Linked DNA regions of Homo sapiens: region 1 is linked to region 2. The links are chromatin loops, found by intact Hi-C in ENCODE. Cell type or tissue: left ventricle myocardium inferior. All regions are shown on one strand.

Region 1 (5,000 bases), 62 kb before region 2:
ACAGGGCAGGAATTGAAGCAGAGAGGGAGAAAAGCCATGTGCAAACCACATGCGAAACCACGGGGTGTTGTCTCTACCTCACACCCCTGCTTCTTCCTGTGGGAGCTGAGCACCCCCCAAATCCTTCAGAGTCCAGATGAGCACCACTGCTGAAGAGGAAGACTGGCCTGATGTGTGACTTAGGCATCACGGGGGATGCAGGTAGCCCACCCCTGGGACCTGTGCCTCCAAGTGGTCTCTGGGGAGAACAACGACAAGGCCAGGGCCAGCAGGGCCTCCTCTGACTGTGGACTACGGCTCAGCCCTTCACTGGGTCTGACCACCCAGCACAGCTTGTTGTTCCCCAAGCCATCTAGGCCTTTTCACCTGGCCACACCACTGGACTTGCTATCTCTTCTTAGAATGCCTCTATCTCCTCCCTAGATCCCCTCCAATGCACCCAGCCACTCTGCAGTGTATCCTCCAAATGATAGCACCCTCTGTGAAGCTCTTTCTTAAGCCCATGCCCTCACCTCAACTTCCACCCCTAGGTCAAAGGCTGCCCCTCTGGCCTCCACAAAACTGTTTGTGTCATAATACCATGATGGCACATGATACCGTATATCTATTTATCCATCTGACTTCCTCACATCCCAAAGAGGAGACAGGCTGTGTTCACATCCGAATGCCTGAGAGAATAAGAATGTTAGGTAATGTGCGAATGAGTGAATGAATGGGAAGGTGAGAATAAAGAGATGCTCTGTTTTGATTAAGGGTGGGAGGAGGGAGGTCAGAGGACACTCAGGGATTCGTTTTACAGACAGCTGGAAGCTGACTCAGCCCACTAGAGATCTTCCTGGAGTGTCAGAGCCTCTGCTTGACCATGAACCTCATCCACCCCATTCCTCCAGGGTTCACATGCATTCAAGATGAGCTGTGGCCACGGCAGTAAACCTGGCCTGTTTATTTAGTGTTGCCGGGGTTGGGACAGCACTGGTCAGCACCAGGCCAGCTCCCCAAGATGGCGCAAGAGGTCCTGTGTCCAAGAGTGCACATCTGGAAGCTTCTCGACTTGTCCCTGGGCTCAAAGCCCACTTTCTCCAGCATCCCTGGATAATCCTCATGCCCTTAAGCCCTCCACTCTCAACTCCAGCTTCAGCGACTGGCTGAAGACAGCTCCTTTCCTGCCTTGGTGCCAACCCCAGCAGAAACCACTCTTGCCTTCAGCTCATCACCAATCCCATTGTCCCAGGTCTTGCTACAGGCAACACAGCCAACCCCAGGGCTCCACAAGCTGGCTGGGCCATGTGACAGCAGAATCTTCAATCTGGCGAGCAGGGCGTGGAGTGGTGGTGGTACCTCTCCTTCCACAGGTCTAGACTTGCATGCTCAGCAGCTAAGGAACAATAGGCTCTCCACAAATAGCCAGTTCCCCAAAATAGGGCTGACGGCAAACTGTGTATGTGCACAAGTGAGAAGATGCAAGTTAGCGCCAGAAGACAATGGGGTGTGAGAGTTGAAATTTTCCCAGGAATTCTGTGTGATTCCAAACAGATTTTTTTTTAAGCTCAACAAAGACCAACAGGCTTGAGGAAGGGCAAACCTCCACAGGGAGCTTCAATTTATGAGCATGTGTACACCATGTGTTAAGGTGTTGCCTTAACTAGTTGGGAGAAAACCCACTGTACTGCCTGCATGAGATCTGCCCGGAACCCCAATCAGGATGTGGTTCTTAGATGTGCAGAGGACACAGTGTTCTTGCCTTGCCTCCTGGGATTTCTCTTTGGTTGCATCACAAGCCCCCTCTCCATCCCTTCTCTGTCCTCTACCCACAGCGTACCTCTGTAATTTCCAGGCGCTTCTGGAAAGGAAGGGGCTCCCTGTAGCTATGATAGTAGGGCCAAGCTACACCATGGGAAAGAATGAAAATAAATGAGAGTGTGTATGTGTGTGTGTGTGTGTGTGTTGAGAGGACAGGGGAAGGGGATAAAAGCCTAAGGAAGAATGAAACACAAGGCAAACCATAGCTCTTCTCCAAGATAGGTATGGACAGAAAGCACTGTCCAGTTGAAAGCATGGGAGAGCACTGGCCAGGAACCCACGTGGTGAAGCAAGAGACAGGAGACATGAGTTTAAGATCTGACTTTGAAACTTACCTCTGTCACCTTCGGCAAGCCACAAAAATGCTTTCATTTTCAATTTTTTCTTCTGTAAAATGGGGATAGCCAACTGTTTCCTGCTTATCTCATCAGGTGGTTACAAAGTCCAAAAGTTAAAATATTTGAAAATAGTGAAGAGTTGTACAGTGGGGGAATCATGCACACTGGAGGCTGGGAAGGCCAAAGGGTTGACTTCCATCCAAGTGGCTAAGGGCAGGGTGCCAAACATTGGATAACTGCTTCACAAGAGTGACACCATACTATGGAGCACTGGGAACATCCGATATTATGTTTATCAGATGGGCGGGGGTGGGGAGGCAGTGAGGGACCTGGGGGAGAGTAGTGTATTAATCTGCTTGGGCTGCCATAACAAAATACCACACAGTGGGTGGCTAACAGACATTTATTTTCTCCTAGTTCTGGAGGCCAGAAGTCCGTGATCAAGGTGCTGGCAAATGTGGTTTCTGGCCTCTTTCTGGCTTATGTTAATAGAAGACTGCCTTCTGTGTCCTCACATAGCCCTTCCTCTGTGTACACATGTAGATAGGTCTGGTGCCCCTTCCTCTCTTAAGGACACCAGTCTTATTGGAGTAGGGTTCCACATTTGTGACCTCACTTAACCTTTATTACCTCTTTAAAGGCGCTATCTGCAAATGCAGTTACATTGGGGGTTAGGGCTTCAGTATATGAAGGGAGGGCACACAACAAGCAGTGTGGCTGGTATGTGTTATAGGGGTGAGAGGAAGGCACAGAAATGGACAGGGGGCTGCTTTTCCCATCCCCATATCCAAAAGGGTCTCAGCATTCCCAGCAGCCTATCTGGTTCAGTGCCCTTTCACTTTCTACCCAGGCTACTGCTAAGTGGTTACATCTAATTCCCAGTCTCTCCCTGGTCCACTCCATCAATAATAGGGATGCCAAAACCCAGCTCTGATCCATCCTTTACCAGCACATTAACCTGAACACCTTCACACAGCCTACAGACTGGAGTTCCGGCTCTTTCATATAGCCCTCAACTCCTGTTCAGCCTTGCTGTTTCTAATTCCCCAGTCTGGGCTCTGTGCTCCTGAAAACCTAGGACATCCTTTATATTTTCCCATCTTCTTGTTTCCTTTCACTCCCCTCAGGTCGAATGCCTGCCCCAACATGCATCTCTATTTGCTAAGGATTTTGCAATTATGTTCAGGAGGGTTATCGGTCAACACACCCCTGTCCACCTAATGCCCATCTTCATATATTAACTCTTCACAGCCCCTTCAAGTGCTACCTCTTTGACCAAGTCAGAAATAATCCTACTCTCCCTCCACAGTGGGGAATGTGTGCAATTTGCCCTTTGTCATGCACTGCCTTATACAGCAGATAGGACTATAACTGATTAATCTCCTGTGTTTATCAATTCAACGATGAGTTCCTTGAAGGTGGAAAAGATGTCTCCTTTGCCTGTTTATCTGAAGCACCTGGCACGGCATCCCTCACATGGCCAGCATTTAATAAATGTCAGCCGCCTTGCTGGCAAGTCTGCATTCCATACCAAGAACGCACCAGACTGAGGCAATGGGACTGGAGGCATTCTAGATCCTGAGGCCCTAAGTAAACACCCAGGTTAAGGAAGGAAAGATATACCAGTCCAGGATAAAACCAAGGAACTGAGAAGATGATATTTTTTAACCATCAGCTTTTTTTTCTTTTTTAAATCAACACTTCATACATATAGTATGTACTCTTTTGTGTCTGACATTTTTTTTTTTTTGCTCACCTGTTTTGGAAACTCATCCATGTTGTGTCACTCAGTAGTTCAGTATTTGTATTGCTGAGCTGTATTTCATTGTATGGATATACCAGAATTTGTCTATCCATTCATCTGCTCTTGAACATTTGACTTATTTCCAGCTTTTGGCTATTCTGAATACAGCTGGCTATGGACATTTGTGTGCAAGTTTTTGTGTGGATATGTTTTCTACGTTTTTTTTTTTTCTTTAAACAATCCCGGTATGGAATTTTGTCAAATGCTTTTTCTATATCTAGTGAGACAATCACACAAATATTCTCTTTTACTCTATTGTGAATTACATTGATTTTCCAACATTCAGCCAACTTTGTATTCTTTAGTCTTGCTGTATCAATCTGCCAATATTTTGTTAAGGATTTTGCATTTATGTTCAGGAAGGCTACTGGTCTGCAGTTCTCTTCTTGTAAGGTTTTTATCTGGCTTTGGTATCAGGGTAATAATGGCCACTTAAAATTAATTGAAACATACTTCCTCCCCTTCTATTTTCTGAAAAGGGTTTGAATAAGATTGGTATTATTTCTTCCTTAATTGTTTGATAGAATTAGCCAGTAAAACTATATGGACATAGGTATTTCTTTGCAAAACATTTTAAATTACAGATTTCTTTAACAGATACAAGGGTATTCAGATTTTCCATTTCTTCTTCAGGCAGTTTTGTCAATTTGTGTCTTTCATGGATTGTGCTCATTTCATGTAAGTTACAGAAATTATTGTTATAAAGTTCATATTTCTTAGTCTGTTTGGGCTGCTATAGCAAAATATCTTAGACTGGTAATTTATAAACAATAGAAATTTATTGCTCACAGTTCTGGAGGCTGGAAAATCCAAGATCTAGGTTTTGGCAGATTTGGTGTCTGGGTAGGGCCCACTCCTTATAGATGGCACCTTCTAAGTGTCCTCACATGGTAGAAGGCACCAATGAGCTCTCTCTCAGGTCTCTTTTATAATGACACTAATCACATTCATGACAGCTCTGCTCATGAGCTAATTACCCACCAGATGCCCCACCTGCCAACACCAGTGAACTGGGGATTAAGTTTCAACACATAAACTTGGAGTGGAGTGGGGTTGTG
Region 2 (5,000 bases):
GAGGGGAGGCAGCGATGGCAAGCAAGCCAACCTGGGAATTCACAGGGTTCAGGAATGAAACTCACAGATACCTTGTGAGGTAAGAGAAGCGGTAAGGTTGAAAACAGGAAGACTGTTAAAAATCTGTTTAAGGAGCAGTTAGAGGCCCAGATTCACAAACCCTCCCTTGATCCTACTCAGCCAGAAAAACGACTCTTCCCTCACCCCAGCTAGAGAAGGGAGGTTTCCTCTCCAAGGAAACTGAAGCTCTAGACAGGGAAATACAGGCACAGAGGAGAGGAAAATACAGGCTAAAAATCTACATTCTGAATGGTGGGCCCTACAGCCTTCTTTCCCCTTTAGTTCCCAAAGCATTGGTAGCCATGTGGTTAGCTCGGCACCCCAACATCTTACAGTGAAGTCCTCCAGGCAACAAGCTGGCCTTCACACAAAGAACTTCCGATCAGCTTTTCAGCGCTTCCCTCTCAATCATGAGCAGATTCTAGAATCACAGGCATTTCAAGAGCATCTTCAGCATGAATGTCAGAAACCAAATGAATAAAGAAAAAAAGGAACTTAGAAGTAACAGAAACAACAGAAGCAGCAGAAGGAAATTCAAACAGCATCAACAACAAATTGTAGCCACTGGCAGATAAGATTCTTCATCCATGAAACAAGAATAAATTGCTATTTTTATTTTAAAAGCTCTACCAAAGAACAGAAACAACTCTTCAACATTAAAAATATAATAGTTTAAATTATTTTTTGAGGGCAGGATTGCTACCTGGTTGGTCCTGTCAGTCGGGGGAAAAAAGGTCAGGATTGCAAGATAAAGATGACAAAATATTCCAGACTGGTGAACAAAAAGGCAGAGATGAAAAATAAGGACAGAGAAAATGAGAAAATCTAGAAGGTCCAACATCTATTTAATAGGAGATTCCAGAAAAGAAAACACAGACTATGGGAGAAGTAAATCTATCAAAGAAATTAAAGAAGTTCTCAGTACGTTAAGATATAAGAGGCATGAATTTTCAGATTGCAAAGGATTAACAGAAGCAGCACAGTGAATTTTTTAAAAAGACAAAAATAAAAAAACAAAAACCACTGCCATATCAAAGTGCATATTTCTGAACACAGAGAATAAAGAGAAAATGTTCACAATGTGTGAAAATAGGTGAGGAACATGTGAGTTCAATGTACAATTCTCAAAAGTTATCAGTTAAATGTGAAATGTTTTTAAAATAAAGTTTAAAAAGTGATGAAAGAAAGTCAATCTCTTTGCTACCATTAAAATATTAAGTACTTTTAATACAGCAATGTAAGCAAAAATATTTTTGCACTGATAATAATTAAGATTATTTAAATGTTCTTATATATTTTACCAGCTTTATTAGGATATGATTCATATACCATACAATCTACCCACTTAAAGCATATAATGGTTTTGGTATATTACATTGTTCACTTTTAAAAATTGTGGTAAAATATATATAATATTAAATTTGCCATTTTAACCATTGTTAAATGTGTAATTCGGTGGCATTAATTACATTCATATTCATATGTTATCATGCAAAAAGCCCAGGACTGAATTCCATCTTTGCCAGAAGGTGGCTGAGAATGAAATGTCCTATCTGCTATTATGGCTGCTGCATACTTCCCTAGTCTTTTATACTCTGGGATTGCCAAGGTTCCCTATCAATCTCATCCATATCACTGATGGACACCCATCACCAACTTTGTGACAACAGCTGTCTGCCAGATGTAACAGTGTGGGATGAGAAATGCACACAAACCCATGGAATACATATGGGATGGAAACTCAAAGAAGCTGAATGGGATTCCTAGGGTCCTAATGTAATCAGGATATTAAAGCCAAAATGTCCACAACATGCTATAATTAGATTTCACAACCAAGAGACACAATAGGAAACGCCATCTTTTCTTTTTCTTTTTTTTTTTGAGACAGAGTTTCACTCGTTGCCCAGGCTGGAGTGCAATGGTGCAATCTCGGCTCACCTCAACCTCCGTCTCCCGGGTTCAAAAGATTCTCCTGTCTCAGCCTCCCAAGTAGCTGGGATTACAGGCATGCACCACCACACTGGGCTAATTTTGTATTTTTAGTAGAGACCGGGTTTCTCCATGTTGGTAAGATTGGTCTCGAACTCCCGACCTCAGGTGATCCACCTGCCTCAACCTCCCAAAGTGCTGGGATTACAGGTGTGAGCCACCGCGCCCGGCCAGGAAAGGCCATCTTTTCAATGTTGATCTTCTGTTTCCATGACATCACACTTTGATATTAAGCTGTAGTCTTAGGAAGGTGCCTGGATTTTAGTATTTGTACCTTAGCAACTCATTGTACTTCTAGAAACCTTTTTGAGTTTTCTACCCCAAATTTTATTCTTCATCTCTTCCTGACCTTTATGGAAACTGAAGTCAGAAAGTAGCCCTATATTTAAGTCATAATTAATCCCCAGGGACCGTTCATGGTCTATGTGCCATCACTATCCCCAACCCACTCACCTAACCCTCTTGACACAATACTCACTAATGCCTGCTTGAAAAACACCATTTTAAGTGGAAAAGAAACAAAAAGATTCCTTTAAAAAAGTGTATAAAATGATTTAATGTGTGATATTGAAACAGTCAAGATTTACTGAGTACTTACTAAGTGCAAAATACTGTGCTTTACATGTATTACCTCATTAGATATTCACAACAACCCCCAAGATAGATACGGTTATTGTTCTCACTTTACAGATGAGGAAACTGTAGAACTAGAAATAGCAAATGATGTTCAAGGCTATATAACCTGTAAGTGATGGAACTGAGATACAACTCAAGCAATCTGATTTCAGAACACCAGACGGTAATGGTTCACAGCCCTTCCCTATGCCCTCCTACATACATACCCAAACTGGGTATGCATTACCATTTTATAGACTTTGGAAAATTCAAGTGTGGGGAACTCCAGAGTTTGCTACTTCTAGCTCTTTTCTAAGACAAAAATCCTAAAAGTTCTTGATCCTTGTTAATAAAATCTGGGCCAATAAGCAAGAACCCACCCCAAACACTATGATTTCAGAAAGTCTATGGAATAAAAACACACCGAATATATAACACTGACACAAAGTGTGCACATAAATTTAAAAAGGTAAATACACCACTAAAACAGAAGGAAAAACTATTAAAACTCCAACAGAATGAGGTCTGTTCTTTGGGAGAAGAGGGGAGAATGCCAACACACTTAAATGTCTTTATGACATTAAGAAGAGAGGAAAATTCCCTAAGAGATGCAAAGCTTAGGCTCACAAAACGAATGCCTTGGCATTTAAACTGAGGCAGCCCTGAAAGGCATCGCAGCTCTGATTTCAAGGAGCTGCCAGGGACATGGAACCAGAGTCGCTGGCAAGACAACAGATCGGGTCTCATCCCACATGCCAGCTCCACTTGGGAAGTGAATCGGTAGGGGAGGAGGAAGGACAGGAAGGAATGGTTGGCTGGGAAGTGGACAGTAACTTTTCTTAATGTTGTTTTTCCCCACTGCCCACTTGCATCCCAAATAGGGCTTGAGTACTGGAGAAGCAGGGAAGGCAGCATGGGGGGTATGGACAGCATGGAAAGGAGCATAAGGAGAACTGGATCTTGCCAATACCGTCCCTTAAAATCCAGAAGTGGAGATGAACACAGGAGGCAGTATGTAAGCTTCTAAGCATACATCTACTCAAACACAGGCTCAATTATTTACTGTAGAACACACCACCAGGGTTAATGCAAATGGCTTCAAAATTGAGTTAGCATGTTTGAAGTCAGTTTTGGAATCACAAGTTCTTAATCGGAATCCAGGTTCTTTCACTTGCCAGCTGCATAGCCTGGGCAAAGTACTTAATCTCTCTTGTACCTCAGTTTCTCTGTCTATAAAAATCATCATATAACTATTACCATCTTTCTAGGTAGTATTACTTAGCATAAATGAGGTAATATATGTAAGGTACTGTCATGTAGAAGCATTCAATAAATTGTAGCCAATGGTTGATCTTGTGTGAGTTATAATTTCTCCAGGCTTTACGTTCCATGTGTCTCAAAAGTGGATAGGAGGTAGCCTAAGCAGTCTTGAGATCTCTTGCAGCACAAGAATTCCAAATGAATTGCAGTACAAGAATCCCAAATGAAGTCCTTATTTCTCCCTCTCTTTACCTTATCATGTTTCAAGGTCCTGGTTTACCTGGATTCTCTACCTCTACTTCTTCCTGTCCAAATATACTGTTTTTATTTCCATGATTTTCTCTTTTCCTTTCTATTCATTATGTTTTGGCTATCCTGAAAGCTCCACGAAGGCAGGAGCCAGAACACCCACTATTTAGAACAATGCCTAGTTGTTCAATCAAAACTTGTTTTTTAAAGAAGTAAGTTAAAGCCAAATGACTCAGGCCTGTTTTATCAGTCCCCCTTATGTATAGATATGAATAGCTGATGTACATTTAAATGACTAAAATTATGAGTTTTGAAATGACTCCGAACCTAGTTAACTCATTTTATACATACTTACCAAGAATCTTACTGTGCTGTGTTCTGAAGAAGTGTAGGATTTTATAGAGATATTTAACAGAGGGCTTTAATCTGGGCCTTGCCATGTACTAGTCTTGTGACATGTACAGTTCTTTGAGTATCAGTTTCCTCATCTGTAAAACAGGGATCATGATAGTATCTACCTCCTAGGGCAATGATGATTAAACGAGATTATGTACATAAACATTTAGCAGAGGGCTCAACACAGGATCCTATGAATTAGAGTTTAAAGCAAACAAAATACTTCCACTCTTCTCGATTTGTATTCATCTTGCCTACTAAAACACTGGTATTGGTGATTCAGCAATCATTCCCACTAGCTTTATTTCTGGTACTCATTCATTCAGTCAACATTTCCTGAACATACACTATAAGCCTGGTATAGTGTTAAAGATGCAAAGATGAACACTTTCCTTCCTCTCAAAACACACATAACCTAGTGGGGAAGACAG

The links. Hi-C counts contacts between places; a loop is a spot of excess contacts. Peaks named below come from ENCODE experiments on the same cell type or tissue, not always from the same donor. Only the 100,000 strongest peaks of a DNase experiment are listed, where the experiment ranks them.
Region 1: it touches region 2 in a loop (2.4-fold over the local background); 5 of 110 quality-filtered maps call a loop at or near these places.

Annotation. Positions count from the first base shown.
Region 1 is chr11:44,254,239-44,259,238 of GRCh38, reverse strand. No RefSeq gene overlaps it. Among named protein-coding and RNA genes, the nearest start is that of ALX4, 53 kb to the left of the region's middle. In left ventricle myocardium inferior, no CTCF peak of the experiment used is centred here; a DNase peak (open chromatin) is centred at 2,348.
Region 2 is chr11:44,192,374-44,197,373 of GRCh38, reverse strand. All of the region lies in intron 8 of EXT2 (exostosin glycosyltransferase 2), which reads right to left. Among named protein-coding and RNA genes, the nearest start is that of EXT2, 99 kb to the right of the region's middle. RefSeq lists an enhancer at 1-118. In left ventricle myocardium inferior, no CTCF peak of the experiment used is centred here; no DNase peak of the experiment used is centred here.